Linked DNA regions of Mus musculus: region 2 is linked to region 1. A link is a loop called in an ENCODE intact Hi-C map of the cell type or tissue named here. Cell type or tissue: heart. All regions are shown on one strand.

What was found. A loop is a pair of places that touch in the nucleus more often than their neighbours do. Peaks named below come from ENCODE experiments on the same cell type or tissue, not always from the same donor. Only the 100,000 strongest peaks of a DNase experiment are listed, where the experiment ranks them.
Region 2: a loop joins it to region 1, with 6 times the contacts of the local background. A loop is called at or near these places in 3 of 42 quality-filtered maps.

What each region holds. Positions count from the first base shown.
Region 1 is chr6:91,975,242-91,983,241 of GRCm38, forward strand. It overlaps Fgd5 (FYVE, RhoGEF and PH domain containing 5), which reads left to right and starts at 3,724. Exons shown (of 21, transcript NM_172731.3): 1 at 3,724-3,801. The coding sequence starts at 3,789. In heart, no CTCF peak of the experiment used is centred here; DNase peaks (open chromatin) are centred at 3,180, 3,760, 4,200, 4,540 and 1 weaker place; H3K4me3 peaks cover 2,795 bases; H3K27ac peaks cover 1,836 bases; H3K27me3 peaks cover 4,756 bases.
Region 2 is chr6:92,031,425-92,039,424 of GRCm38, forward strand. Fgd5 (FYVE, RhoGEF and PH domain containing 5) reads left to right here. Exons shown (of 21, transcript NM_172731.3): 4 at 6,601-6,659; 5 at 6,763-6,793. Among named protein-coding and RNA genes, the nearest start is that of Fgd5, 56 kb to the left of the region's middle. In heart, a CTCF peak has its summit at 919; DNase peaks (open chromatin) are centred at 3,527, 5,157 and 6,928; H3K27ac peaks cover 575 bases.

The DNA of each region.
Region 1 (8,000 bases):
CTGTGGCCTGCCTCAAGGCCTGGCTGGGCAGCCAATCAGATATGCTTATAGAAGGCCAGGAGGGTGAGAAGGAGGGCTTAGGATGCTGGCTCTGATCTGCCAGGGTGACTTGAATGGAGGAGGCAGAAGGCAAGTGGTAGGCACAAGCCTGGGAGCTACACTTACTGAGATCCAGCTCCAACGCTGCTTTGCATCCTGGGTGCAGCCTGGCCTCTCTGTGTCCAGTTTCCTCACATGCACAGTGAGGAGAGCTACAGCTAGCCCTTTCTGTAGCCATGAGAAGGATGCAGGATGTAGCGGGTTGAGCATGGGTTACCACCGCCATGGCCTCACCCAAAGGATACCCTGGGCATCCACCCCAGTTACTTCTGCACCCAGTTCTTTCAGCTCAGACCTTATACCTACCTGACTGTTTCTCAGATGTTTCAGAGCCATAGAGAGGGCTCCTTTGGGACCCCTTCTATATGACATTCCTGCACAGCTGGGATGCTTTGTCACTAGAAGGTACAGAAAGGAAGAGCGAGGGAGAAGGAAAGAGGAACAGAAAGAGGGAGCAGGAAGAGGTCTGCTGGAGACTGAGCACCCTGCCTCTGTGGGCAGCTGTCTTCAAGGTGTCGCTGCTGCCAAGCTCCTCTAGGGAAGTGGGGACAGACTCTTGGCAACTAGAGAGCCAAGTAGATGGATAGGATTTAAGACTGACTAGAAGCCGGGTATATTGGCCCATACCTTTAATCCCAGCACTTGGGAGGCAGAGCTTTATAGAGGCAGGCCTTCTATAAGGCTCTGATTGTTGAGGCAGGCCACAGGCATCCCATGCCCACCACAGCTCCAGGGTAACTGAGGCAGCAGATGCTCTCTGACACAGCACATAATAAGAACATAGAACCCCATCCCCCACAGTAGGTGACTCTGCTCTCTGAGTTTGAGATCAGCTTGCTCTACAGAGCGAGTCCCAGAAAAGAGAAAGCCTGTCTCAGGAAACAATAAAAACAACCAAATAATTAAAAAGTTAAAATTAAAATTAAAAAACAAAAAGAAACCAAACATACATTTCGGGTCGAAGTTGACCATCCTTGTAATGGTCCCCATCCTTGTAATGGGAAGAATGCATTCCTCAAGGCTCAAATGGTAACCACATGTCATCACCCTGGGCAGGATGGTTGCAAAGCCACTGCAAACAAAAGCTTTGGGATCCATCTTCTCTGGAAAGGAAAAACAAAGGAGTTCGAAAACAAAGGGGTTCAAGTCTTTCCCTCACAGCCTGTCACTCCGCACCCACCACCCCTCTGCCTGCAGGTGAACTGGTTGAATGCTGTGAGGTTTCCCAACTGGCCTTGGGGCTGTGCTCACAAATCCCACATCCAACAGTGTTGGGTTGGCAGAGCTTAGCAAAGCATTCCGGGATTTTCCTGCCACCACCCTGAACCCCTCCCCACAAACCCCAGAGCAAAATCAACAGTAGCGGCCACTGAACCAGAGCCTCCCTCCTGATCCCGCTGAGGCCATGTTCTTAGGATTTTACTGCTTATTCTAAAAGACAAGCTCTTTTTTTTTTTTTTACATCAATGGATTTACCAGTTCACTCCGTTTCACACACCTTAAAACATAGATCCCCTCATCCTCGCCACCACCTCTACCACCACTCAGCTGACTCCATCATCCCCACGCTGCCAAACTCCATTTCCACCGTGCACAGCACCTTCACGCCTCCATCCCTACACCGGCTCCATCAGCCCAGTCACCCATACTGTCGCCGTCAACCCGAGCAAATTTATCAGTTCTATCACATATACTCCTCCTACCCCCATCACCCTGACTGACTCTACCATCCACCTTTTCTGTCACCTCCGCCATCTCTATCACTTTAACCACTTCCGCATCCTCTGCCCCTGCCCACCACATGTCATTCCCTACTATTGTGTCACTGCCAAATATCCCCATCAGCACCTGGAAAAACACAACCACCTCTATCCCATATGCCATCTCCACCATCACCACCTGGAAAAACACAGCCATCTCTATCCCGTGTACCATCATCTCCATCATCACCACTCTTTCCATCACCTTGACCGTCTTCCTGCCTCAACTCTGCCACTTCTACCCCCGTTATCACCTGCTCCATCTCCACCTCTATCACCACCAACTCCTTCCCCTCTTACCTGCTCACCACCTCTGCGTCACCTATTCCACCACCTACACTGAGGACACCATGACTTGCATGACCACTCCTTCTCTACCTGGGGCACTACCACTCTCTCTCCTTCTGTTTCACCGCCAATGTCCTCATTCACTTCTAATGTCATCTCTGTCACCTCCATTTCCACCAGCATCACCTCCATCCTGAGCTAACCACCATGCACAGATCGATTGAATCTACCAATAACCAGTAATGTACTCAGTCAGATTTTCTTTTTTTCTTTTTCTTTTTCTCTTTTAATTAATCATCTATTTAATGTTAGCATGAGTTGGGGAAAGGCACCCAAAGCCATGGTGCACTTGTGGAGACCAGAGACAACCATTGGAATCTGCTCTCTCTCCTTCCACCTATGTGAGGTCCAGGGATTGAACTCTGATGTCCAGGTTTACGTGGCAAGCTCTTTACTCACTGAGCCATCTCGCTGACCCCAGCCATAAATTTTCTATTCCAGAGTCAAAAGTATTTTTCCACAAAGGGCTGGAGGTTTCAGTGTCTGGTGTGGTGACTCTGGGATGAAAAGGTCATTTGAAAAATTCAAATTCAGTTCTTAATTGTACAGTAGAGGGAAACATAGACCGCTCAAGGACATGTCATGCCTTTACATGCCTCAAGTCCCCCCAAGTTATCTCCTTCACTTCTTGTTTGGTTGACCCCTCTCACTGGGGACCTCCTCTGAGCTCCAGACCCAAGCTGTAGGACTGTGTATGTCAGACAGGACTCCCTGAGGGCAAAGGCATCTATATGGTCATTAACAGGCAGTACGGAGGAGATACTGGGTCTCACTATCTGGATACAATGTGAATCAAGCCCCCCACCCCCACCCCCACCCCCAGAAACGAGATAGCCCTTTCCAGCCATCTCCAAGAGGTGATGGATGACTACACAGACATACTCTGAAGCTCCCGGCTTCTGACTTGGGTTTCCTCAGAAAGTCCTGGCAGTTGCTCTGATTCTGAGTCTGATGAGGGCCCGGAAATGCGCATTTCACACACTCCCCATGGGTTCTGGCTATGGAGAGCCCCAACTGGTCTTCTTCACAGCCAGGGTGCTTCTCCATGGTGTTTGTTGGTTTAATTCGCCTTCTGTCCCTAACGACCTCTTCATTTGAGCTCTCCATGAGGAAGAGAACTTGTAGCTATCACGCTCCGTGGTCGCCTAGCCCAGACTGAATGAACATCCAAATCTGAAAATAAAGGGATGGATGGCCTCTGTCCCTAAGCCTTGTACAGCTCCTTTGGTCTCCTTGATCATAGCCCTGGCCCCTTTAAGTGTGCGTGGGGACGCCGGGACCCTCGGTCTCTGACAGCACAGAAAAAAAAAAAAAAGAAAAAAAAAAAAGCCTTCCTCTCGGGAGCGGGAGGAAACATAGGAGGGGGCGGAGGCGCGGCCGGAGCCTGGAGCCCCGAGCTTGAGCGGACGCCCCGCCCAACCCGAGCCCCGCGCCCAGCGCCCCTCGCCTTGCCGCGGAGTGCTGCGCCCGGGGCGGGCCGGGCCGGGGCGGGCGCGGGCGCGGTGGACTGGGCGGCAGTGGGACTCCGACTGACCGACCCGCACAGCACGCAGCGACCAGCCTCGGGCTCCGCGGTGGAAGATGCACAGAGCAGGTAGGAGCCCGCGCCACCTTCCGCGCTCCGGCGGCAGGCTCTGCGAGTGGAGCTTGCGGGACCCGGGTTCCCCTCTCTAGTAGCCCAGAGTTCGGGTGTTCTGTCCCACGCACCTCGCCGTTGTCCCCCGAGGAAGGGTCCCCTCAGAAACCAGGACACCCTGCCTTCCAAATCGTGCCCTCCAACACCCAATCCTTCCCCTTCTGTCCTTTGGGTCCCAGCAGGTCCTCCTTCACCCTTTGGTGGCTGCATTTGGTTCCCGGGCGCCGACGCCAGTCTGTTCTGGCACTCCAGGGCTCGACACACCCCACTCTGCCATCAAACACCTTGGTTGAGTTAGGAAGCTTGGGCTGTTCCTCTAGATGCACCCCTCTTAAAACCCTCAGCCCGGGCTCCACTACCGGTCCGAGGCCCCGTCACTCCCAGGAGCGTCAGCGTCCCTCTTACCCCCTTCCCCCTCGGGTCTCAGTCTGTGAATCAGACTTCACCAGGTCAGTGATTCCGGGAAACACAAAAGTGTTCTCAAAGAAATTTAGCGATCTCTGCCGAGGAGTGCCATTTAGCAGATTGAGAAAGTGAGCCTCAGTCAGATGGGCGGTGCCTGGAATCTGGATTCCCAGCTGCTGTACACAGGAAAGTTCTCAAAGATGAGCGCGTGCTAGGTAGTAATCCTGAGACCTATCTGCTCCACGCGGTTGCACCCTGTTTTCTTTTACTGCTATCGCTGAGCAGAAGAGGAACTCCTTCCTCACCAAGGACCCTGTTCAATGCCACACTTCCCAACACACATCCCCAAAGAAACAGGAAGCCACCATTTTGGCTGTCTTGGAACCATATCCTGCTGCTGTTACTGCTGCTGTTGGTGGTGGTGGTGGTGGCCTCGGTGGTGGCGGTGGCAGTAGTGGTGGTGTGTGTGAGGGGCAGGAGGAGTTGAGGCTTTTTTTTCTTTTTAAGAGTGTTTTACTGAAAAGTCATTGTCTTGGGAGCAAGGTGCGGCTGGAGACATTGGGCTGGTCTTACAACAGACTGAGGAGTGGGGCAGCCACCTCCCTGTGTCCAGGCATTGGTGTTGCTGAGGGTAATTAACGTGGGTCACAGAATTGAGGGGCATAAGGAGGAGAGTCACCGCATAGGAGTGGAGAGGACTGGAACAGGGTTCCCAGGGGCTGGCTACCCACTGCTCTCTGGGGAAGGTTGTAGTCTGGACAGAGATAGGCTGGCTTTCCCTACTCTCCTAACAAAACAGCTTGGTAACAATGGAGAGAGCCAGTCCAGCTTCCCCATATTTTCCTGTATGAAGCTGGAGCAGGCCCTCCTTTCCTAAGAGTCTGGAGGGTGGAGGGAAACAGAACAAATTTAGATGTAGATTTGACCCCAGGAAGCCTTTGCAGTGGGCACTTTTAGATCTAGCTGCCTTGTAATTTGTGTCTGTAGACATGATTCCCTTTTCAATATGATAGCCTTCCATGGTGACCGGTGGATGTCACACTCCCTGCCTCCAGATCTCATGGCTCCAGGACTCCCTGGGGTTGGATCTCAGAGCCACCATATGCTTATGTGACCTTGAGCAGGTTTCTTAACTGCTGTCCCTCAGTTTATCTATCGGACAAATCAAGATCTGTCTCAGACTTGTCTCTACTAACCAACAATAAAGTAAGCAGAACACAGTCCAAGCGACCACTGAACACTAACTCATATTTCCCGGGAACTTATAATGGATTAGTTACCACTACCGTGTATTCTTTCTGTCAGTCTAGTTAACATCATCAACAACAACCTGACGATGGGAAATTGAGCTACTCTGATCTGTTCAGGGGCCAAGACAGGATCGAAATCCAGTTTGAAAGCCATTTTGTTTTTAAATCCAGGCCCATCTTGGTGCATAGGGGATGTTTGCCTCTTGACTTTGTCAGGTGTTTTGTGTCTGTTGATTTCCTCGAACTCACAATAGTGCCATGAAAAGGTGGGTAGTTCTTTCCTTCCCCAGAAGGAAGACGTGGCTTCCAGAGGCAGAGGGATGTAGGATGTATACACACAGCTGTATGAGAAGGGCTGGTACCAGACCCTAGGCCTCCCCGCACTCTGTCTCCCACTGTCTTCCTGGGAAGTGCCCTGTTGTGGGTCACTGGACAAGCTTTAACAGCAGCCTAATTAGAAGCCAGAAGGCTTGGCTTGGACTTTCCAGCGGGCACTGAGGAATGGATGTTAAATTAAGATGCATTGCAAGGTGAAATTGGAAGATAATTGTTCTTGCGACATATGGTCAGGAGCGCTGCTCCAGGGGGAGTGGAGGGAATGGCAGGGGAGAAAGACTTGGGATCAGATGTCAGAGTGTCAAAAGATGCTGCAAGAAGCCCCCTGAGTTGGAAGAACTGGGGGGATTAACTTTTGGGTCCAACTCTACAGGTGGGGAAACTGAGGCATGAGAAGGGGAGAGACTTGGCCAAGGAGACATCTCCATTTAGTGGCTTAGTCAGGAATGGAGGCTGAGGCTCTGGCTCCCTGTCCAGGGCTCCTTCCCAGCCTCCATCTAACTGGACTCCTGCATGGCTGTGAGGGAGCAGCAGGCATGAATGTGTGAGTGACAGATATTTAATTAAAATCTAGAGAGAAAATAGCAGCTAGTACCAGCAGCCGGCTGGGAGTGATTTGTATCATCAGGCGCTATTGAAAACGTTCTTTCTTTCTGTGCCCATCCACTAGTTAGCATTTTGACTAAAGGGGTGCTCTGTCTTTGCACTATCCTCAGGTATGGCAAATCTCCAGGCATCGTGGGCTTTGGTGCCTGGGATGGGGCACATTACCTTCAGGGAGAGAGAAGGCTCTCGGGCAGCCAGAGGGTGCCAGCCAAGTCCATGATTGGGTCCACAACCAGGAAGTTAAGCTCAGCCCAGAGGAACAGTTCTAGTGCTGGCTTCACCTATAGCTCTCAGACCCCCACAGCTCAGCCACTGGGATGCAACCGACCCTGAGGGCTTCTTGTTGTTGTCTCTGGGCTTTGCACACATCATCACCTCTGCTGACTTCCCTGGCTCTGTGTTTTCTCTTATTGTGACCCCAGTCCCTTAGCATGTCCATCAAGAGAGCAAAGCCCATCTTGGAATCGGGAGCTTTCCCTGCCAGGGTGGCAGACAGGAGCAAGCCAGGCTGTCCCCTGTGCACTGCTGTGCTTTCCTTTCACTGCAGTCTCCTTCCTGGGTCCTACTTCTCCCTGTCCATGACTTACATCACATCCCACTATGTCTACCTGTGACAGACCTGCCCCTAGAACTCAGAGCCTGTTGGTCATCTCCACTAGGTGTATGATAAGTAACTCAGTTGGACTTCTGCACACTGAAATCCTGGGTCTCCCTTCCCAGCCCTGGCCATCTTGGCTATTGTGAATAAATTGTTCTGATATCACTCTTCTGGGTTCTCAGGCTTAAATTTCTTTTTATTATCATTTCGTTACCTGGGAACTTTTCTTCTCCCACATCCATATCTGCCCATGCACACGCCATCCTTCTGAATTCTGTTTCCTCATTGGAGTTTGACTCCTTGTTGTTCCAGTCTGGTCCAGGCTCCATCACTGTGGCTGGTCTGGAATAGTGTGAGAACCTCCCTTATGTCCCTTATCATGCCCACTCACTACAATTGTTTAGTCTGTCTGTCTATCTGTCTGTCTGTCTGCAGGCATGTGTCCTCTGTCTCACCCTGCTCCTTAAGCCCCTGAGAAAAAGCTCAGGCATCTCTGAGCCTCATCTCCTACACACCTCCTTCTCCCCACTCTTCCTGCCCAAAAGCATTGGGTTCCCTCCTGTCGTATGGACACACTGAGTCCCAGCTTCTCCCTTTTTTTCTACATCTTTTATGACCCCTTTGTGAGACCAGAGGGGTTTGTTGGTATGTCTCGAGACTCTAGACTAGGGCCCCACACAGGATAGGAGTACAGTATATATGAACCCATGGATCCTTACTAGAGAGACTTGAGTGGGAACTGACTTAAGTCACTTAGTCACACTGTAGGTGGACTCAGACACTACTTTTGACACACATCTCACCTGACAAGCTGCCCCTCATTTCTCTGCCTTAATGTCCGTGGACTTTACCCTTCTCACTGACACCAGGGTTCCTGGAGTTCCACTGTAGGGGAAATGTTCTGTGGGATAAAGGAGAGGTGGTGTGGCAGATGGTGGAAGTAGGAAATCGTGTTCTCTCCA
Region 2 (8,000 bases), 56 kb after region 1:
ACCACAGCTCCTCAATGCCTGTTAGACAATCAGCATCCCAGACCCCACCCCAGGCCCCAGTCAGATGGCACAATGCCATGATGCCTGGCATGATGTCTCTGAAGGTCAGCCTCAGCAGCACCCTCAGCTCTGTGAGATGCCAATGAAGATGCTAATGTGGTTCCCAACCTCAGGAGTTCCTAGCTTGGCATGCCCATCTTACCAACTTGTCTGTGTGATGTGTCTTCCAGTCCAACAATGGCTGTCTGTGAGGCCGGACAGCCTTGGTGCTGTGTGTGAGCCATGCATATCTAGAGAGGTATTTGAGGCTTGGGTTGGGGTATGCAGGTGGTATAGGAGCAGAGGTGGGGGTGGGGGAGCTGTCCTCGTAAGAGAATTGGTCATGGTTACATGAAGTTAAGGTTTCTATTGCTGTGGGAAAAAAACACTGACCAAAAGCAACTTGGGGGGCAAAGAGTTTATTTCAGCTTACAGCTTACAGTCCATCGTCCAGGGAAGTCAGGGCAGGAACCCAAGGCAGGAGCTTGGAGGTAGGAGCTAATACAGAGGCCATGGAGGGGTGCTGCTTACTAGCTTGCTCCCTATAGCTTGCTCAGCTTGCTTTCTTACCCAACCCAGGACCACCAGCACTGGGGTGGTACCACCCACAGAGGGTTGAGCTCTTATACATTGATTTAAGAAAATGCACAGGCTTGCCTACTGGTGGAGGTTTTTTTTCCAATTGAAGTTCCCTCTCTCTATTTGACTCTAGCTTGTGTCAAGCTGACACAAGAACTAGCCAGCATGCATGAGAAGGTGAAGGATCATCTACAGGAGGCAGGAGCCAACAGGAGAATGTCATGCAGACACCTATTAGCTTTTGAAGTTATGATGAACCTTCTAGAACCAAAGTGAGATGCAGGGACAAGACAGCTGTGAGATGGCTCCTCCTGCTGCTAGCATGGAAGCTTGCAAGTTAGTTATAGCCACTGCCCTAGGATCCCAGAAGGTAGCACGCTGGAAGGGGCATTTAGACGCTCTAGTTTTATAATCATGCTAAGAACATTTAATGGGAGGCCTGCCCTCTTAGTGTCTGTCTGTGGTGGATGGGTACAGAAAACACAGGAGATACACACACACACACACACACACACACACACACACACACACAGAGAGACAGACAGACAGACAGACAGACAGACAGACAGACAGAGACAGAGACAGAGACAGAGACAGAGACAGAGACAGAGACAGAACACACAATGGAATATGGAGACAATAGAACTCACCAGGTAAGGGCACTTGCTACCAACTCTGACGGCCTGAGTTTGATCCACATGATGGAAAGAGAAAATTTTCATCCACAAGTTGTTCCCTGACATGTGCGGGCACAGAGAGAGAGAGAGACACAAATTTAACAGAGGAATCGTATTCAGCCCTTAAGAAGGAGATCCTGCCATTTCTAGGAGTGAATAGCATCAGAGGACATTTTGCTAAGTGAAGGAGTCGGACACAGTGGCGATTCTGCAGGGTTTCACTTACACACTGCATCTTGTCTAACTGTGGACACGATGGGTAGAAGGTGGTTTCCCAGCAGCTGAGTAAAGGAGAGGTAGGCAGCTGCTTGGTGAATGTAGGTGTCAGGGACACCAAAGCCCTGCCCTGTGTCTCCCAAGAAGGAACTGAAAGCTACCTGGGCTCACTTCAGGGCCTACAGCAGATTAGAAGTAACATCAGCAGTAAAGAGATGTCACCTTGGGCAGGGAGTTCCAAGATGCCACTCTGTCACTACAGGTCCATCACATACTACAGCCAGACCCAGAGCCCTCCCAGAGTTTTCAGGCAGCTTCCTCCCCTTCCACTGATCGCAGGAAGCCATGAGTTTTTGCTGGCTCTTCTCTTCCATTGTCCTGCATGCATTTGGGAATTCCTCTTCTCCATGTGACAGTGGGGATGATCAGCAAGCCATTTTCCTAGTATGTCTCTGACTTTTCTAGTACTATGGAAGGCTTTGCTGCTGGATCTGCATCTCGGGGGGCGGGGGGGGGGAGAGAGAACTTGGGGACAGAGACCCCTGGAACCATCTGGCTGCCTGGCAGACATGACCTCAGAACCTTTCCGCAGCCCCATGACAGACCCTCCACTCGCTGAAGACTTGTAAAGTATCTAGACACGTGCCCTTCCTGCTCTGTGATTGGCTTATGACAATCTGGTATGTGGGCAGCCATGTACCAGAACAAGTTGTTGTGAGGAAATTCAGGGCAGGTGACCTCTTTGCTGGGTCTTAAAGTCAGCATCTTGGGGCCCTTGGGATTGGATATTGAGGGGAAGCTTGTATTGTTTTTGGACAGACCATCCTAAGGGACAGTCCCAGCTGAGGCTGTCTTACCTCCTGTGTCACAACACAGTGCCAATCAGGCTTGCCATTCAAAATTGTGCTCTCTAGGACATGTCCATTTGTGTCTTATGCCATTCCTGTGGGGCAGCCTCTGTCATAGCACCGCCCTCTTAATAACAAAGGGTCCCAAAGAGTCTTGTTGTAACAAGCCTTTTCTCATTCTTGTTTACACAGAGAGCACTTCCATGGGCTAGTGCTGGGGTCCAGTTGGTAGAGCATTTTCCTAGCATGCTTGAGGCCCTAAGGGTAGCATATAAGCCAGTTGTGGTGGCACACACACCTGTGGTCCTAGCCCTGGGGAGGTGGAGGCAGGGAGATTTAATGCCACCCTCAAGTACATCAAACCATGTTTCAAAAAAAAAAAGAATCCATCTTGTAATCCACTTAAAAATAGCAAAGTTTTGTGGTGGTGCACACCTTTAATCCCAGCACTTGGGAGGCAAAGGCAGGTGGATTTCTGAGTTTGAGGCCAGCCTGGTCTACAGAGTGAGTTCCAGGACAGCCAGGGCTACACAGAAAAACCTTGTCTCGGAAAAAAAAAAAAAAAAAAAAAAAAGCAAAGTTCACTACGTACTAGCATAAAAGGCTACTATGTTCTGTGAGTCAAGGGGAGAGAAGCGTGGCTGGATTTACATGTTTAAGTGCCAGTTGGGTCTGACTGAGGGAAAGATGAGTACGCCCTCCTGGTCCCCTCTGTTCTTACTCATTGCCAGGATAGTTCCAACCAGCTTCAGGGAAGCTTCCAGACCCCCACGGATACTTAAGAAAAGGAGGAGCCCCACCCAGGACTCTTAGAGCTCCCTGCTCTGCCATCTGGGGAAACTAAGGCATGGAGACAGAGACAGCGCCCTGGACTCTCCCTTGGGCCTGCTGTTTAATGAGATTCCCTTGAGGAAGGACTGGCCCTGAGTAGCTGAGCTTAAAACCAACTGATTTGTCTGGGGAGAGCTGAGGAGGGACAGGACTGGCTAACCCTGGGGACAGCCCTGGTGAGGGTCAGGCAGCTGTCAACGCTCACAACCTGGGTCTCGGCAATAGCGTGTGCAGGCCCTTGTGCCCCAACCCCATGCTCCTGGGAGGAGCCCTGTTCCCAGAAGCATGTCCCTGGACACTGCCTTCAGCCTGCAAGTTCACTTCCTGGTTAAGTAAACATCTGTTAAATGGCCCAGTTGGGCCCCACCCAGCAGCAGCTTTGGAGGAGAACCCGGGGCACCAAGCCTGGCAGGCCTCCCTAGTGAAGACACATCCATCATCACCCTGAAGCTCAGTGGCCTGCGTGTCCCACCCTGGGTCTGCCCGTCTGACAGCAGGGACGTGCAGAGCTGCCCATGCCAGGGACCTTCCAGAAACCTGTCCCCGACCCTCTGAAATCCTAACAATGGTGATGACGACAATTTCAAAAGTCTGGGAAGAGAGCAACCTCTCCCATCCATCACCACGGCCCTGCAGTGTGGGGTGCACACCCTGTTGTCCAGGTGAGACCATCAAGGCATGTGACCAAGCGGTCACACATTCACAGTGCTGCCTACAGCCTTGGGGAAGAATCAGGCACTAGCCTCTTCACAGCTCTGTGGTGGCTGTCCTGAGGATCAGAGAGGAGAAGGAGCTGAGTTTAAGGGGCCAGCCTGGCCAGTCCTGGAGTGCTTGACCCAGCTAGGTGCCACGCAGGAACACTTGCCACCTAGAAGAGAATAGGCATGTGCAGTTCACTGAGCGCAGTGCAATGGGCTGACCTGGGATATTTTGACTTTACAATGGGCTTATCGGAGCATCAAAAGCTCTGTGTGTGTGTGTGTGTGTGTGTGTGTGTGTGTGTGTGTGTGTGTGTGTGTGTGTTCAGGTTTGTTTGGAGATGGGCTCTCTCTGTTTCCCAGGCTGGCCCTAAACTCCTGGGCTCAAGTGATCCTCTTCCTCCATCTAGGACTAGAGTAGTACTTGCCACCACATCTGGCTTAACAGTATCCTGGACTTGAAGTGGGCTTATTAGACCCAGCCGGGGTGTCAGGGGAGGGTGTGTGCTTTGCCATGCTGTCTCTTTGTTGGTGCTTGGACATGGGAGCTGGACCTAGAGTGGAATCTTGGCTATGCAAAAAGAGAAAATTGAAGTAGCTAGATTCAGGGAAATAGCAAGTATACATAGGTCAGAGCTATGCTTAGCAGTTCCTGGGTACCCCTACCTGGGAGCTGTTGTGCCATTCAGTAGATGTTATTGTTTCCTGTTGACAATTGGGGCTCAGAGAGGAGCACAGGCACAAGGACTGGAAGAGGCAGGGCCCAAGAATTGAACCCAGATCTTCTACCACCTGAGCAGAGGCTCTCAACTAAGAGTTGAGTTATTGGCCTGACAAGAGACTGAGATCAGTTTGGCTCCTGTTCTCATTTTATAAGGGGACAGACAGCTTTAGGTCTCCTGCCTACCACTGTCTGTGGATGCTTTGCCATGTATCCCCTAGTCTGCCAAGGCCTGCCCTGGGCAGATGCATCTTCCCTTGTAAGGGTTTCCCACCTGCTGGATTCTGTTAAAGCCTCTGCCGTGAGAGCCCAACACTGCTCCTGCAGACATAGATGGGATGTGAGTTTGGTTTGGTTCCCTTGGGAGGGAAGAGGCCAGCAAGGGCCAGAGGCTTCCCCTAGTGTCTCTGTACTAAGAGTCTTCTGTCTTCACACTCCAGCTGGAGACTGCAGTGTGCTACAGAAGGAAGACAGAGCTAGGCCGGCTTCTGCCCTGGTGTGACGGCCACAGGGATTTAAACTTCCAGGAAGTCATTAGGAACCGGCAGCTGGGGAAAGGCTGTGTTTATTTGGCACCTAATCCATGCCAGACACTGCATGGATTATCTGCTTTTATCAGCATGGGACGTCTGCCTGGCAGTGTCTGGAGATATTTTAGGTATCTCTGGGGATTGGGGTGTGCTGTCATCCTGCAAACAGGAGCCATGCCTGCTGTTGATTTTCCTAAGACGCATAGGAAAGCACCTTTGGCAGAAACCAATGTTGTAACCCAAGAGCAGAAAATGACTTCTGTCGTTCTCTAGGTTAGAGCTGTGGTGATTAATACTGAAGACTTGACAGGATCTAGAATCTCCTAGAAACAAACTTCTGAGCATGGCTCTGAGGGAGTTTCTAGGTTGGGCCGAGTTGGGAAGTTGAGTAGGGTAGGTCACCCTAGCTACATGTCTGACATTTTGGGATGGAATAAGAAGGAGAAAGTGAGCTGACCTCCAGCACTCACCTCTCTCTGTTTCTTGACCATGGATACAGTGTGACCAGCTGCCACGTCTCCCTCGCCATGATGGACTGATTCCCTGAACTGGGCGCCAAAATAAACCCTTCTTAAGTCCCTTCTGTCAGGTGTTTAGTGACAGCAGTGAGAAAAGTGAGCACTACAGATGCTCATAGAGGCTACTTGAGTGTGTGACCACTGAACAGGGTCCTGAAAGAGTCAGAGAGTGGGATGAGAAGATGTGGGGAAAGGCATTGCGAGAAAGAGGGAAGAGTGTGTGCTGAGATCCCGAGTCAGGAGGTCATCATCAGAAGGACAAACGTGAAGGATTGTTGGATCTCACTCTATTTCAGTCGAAAGCACGCAGGCTTGTTGATTCTCCACAGTGTGCATGGGTCAGATCCTTGCATTGCTGCGCACATTTTACAGAGAAGAAATTCATGCCCAAAGAAAATGAATGTCTTGTTCAGTGATGGAGAGTCAGAGACAGGAAGTAGCTTAATTCTAGAGCTGTGCGCTGACGGTACACTGTGCCTGCTGTAGGCAGCCCTCTGGTTTCTCAAATAGTGACTCAACAGGGGCCCAATGGGGTTAGAAGCACACAAGGTTTAAGCTCTAAGGGCATGTTTAGGTTGCTCTGTCTGCACGGGGGAAATTAAGGTTTGCTTCCAGAAAGACACTTAAGAGGATGCCCTCGTACAGAGACAACAGGTGATCAGGACTGGTGGGACAGGATGCTAGAGCCAAATTCGTGCCACCCTCACAGGGGCATTTCCTGAGCACTGAGTCAAACACCATGCAGGGCATTTGTTCTGCAGCCTTCTGGGTAGATACTTTTCATGGCCACGTGCATAGATGAGGAAACTAAGGATCAATGAGTCATTTGCTGGTGGTCACTCTGGTTGTGACAAACACTCAGACCCACCTCTGATAGCAAGGTCACTTTCAGGGTTGTCTTCTCAGCTACCAACCCTGCTCATCACTGTGTTTTCCCCCACAGGGTGAAGGACAGTCTAGAGCCCTTGTCATCGCTCAGGAGCTGCTGTCTTCAGAGAAAGCGTGAGTGCCCCAGCAGCTGCCCATGGCTTATACACTAAGCCCTGCCCCTCCTAGCTTGGCCAGGATGCAGTTAATGCAGACCCATGCCTCTTTCCTTCCACAGATATGTGCAGATGTTGCAGCACTTAAGCCTGGTGAGTTCATCATTTTGATTGTCTCTAATGAATTGTCCCTTTACAGGGCTGGACTCTGAGAGGCAGAAATCAGGGAGCAGACAGGGGTGACTACATTTATAGGCTTAGTGGCTCAGGCTCTGGGCCAGGCTTTTCAGGGAAGCCTGGCCGGTTGATGGATGTACTGGGCAGGATGCCTCCCTGCCTGGGTGGGGTGGGAGCTCTGGCAGAAGGCTCTGGGAGGACGTTTGAGGATAGATGGGGGTGTCGAGGGCAGTTTGTGTGTTTGTTTCTGTGGTGGTGGGGATGGAACCTATGACTCACAGCATGCCAGGTGAGTAAGCATTCCACCACTGTGCCCAAACTCCATGCATGTGCCTTATCTTTGGGTCCTTATGTGGATCGTGATGTGCCTGCACAATGCCAGTTGTTCAGGGAACCAAGGGGTCTTCTCAGTCACCCTGGTCTCCTCTCTAGGAGCTCTCCAGAGACAAAAGCAAGAAGAAATCATTGAGGGTGCAGGGGGGACACCATGAATATGGAGCATTTGAGCAGGTTTCCGTGGGGAGATGGCTTCGGTTCAGGCTGGGTCCCAGGGAAGGCTGCATGCAGCAAAGATGACAGAATGGGGTGTTTTAGGCCTTGTGACAGCTCTCCCAAATGTGTGAGGAGTCACAGCCCCACCGCAGTTCTGCCTTGGTCCTTGATTCCCTGGCTTCATCTCATGCAATGTCAGAGCCATCTGCGGCCACTTTAAACATTTAGCAGGTAGTGATGTATAAGCTCAGAGGACAAGAACGTGACTAGGCCCAGGTCACATAGTGATGGAGCCAAGGTAGAAATGGGCTTTCCTAACACGTACGCCACTCTTCTCGTGTATGATCCAGTCTGCAGAGCAAAGCACCATTTCCCAGTGTCCTGCACCAAGCCAGGTCCCTGGGTGAGCCAGTTAAACTCCACACTGCTGTGCTATCCCCATGTGAGCAGGAAGACGTCCCGTCTCTGAGTGGAGAACAGAACAGTCTTCTGATTTAGCATGGACGCTGTTTGGGATTCCAGTTCTGTGTGTTATTAAACCTAAAAGCTCCCAAAACTTAAGTATCCCAGACCTTCCCGCTTCACTCCTAAAAGGTGGCTCAGCAAGGCAGGGAAGAATGGAGCCCTGAATTCTGCTCCCTTGCCTGCTCCTGCCTGGCAGCTTCACACAGGCTGGGTACTCTCTTCTGTC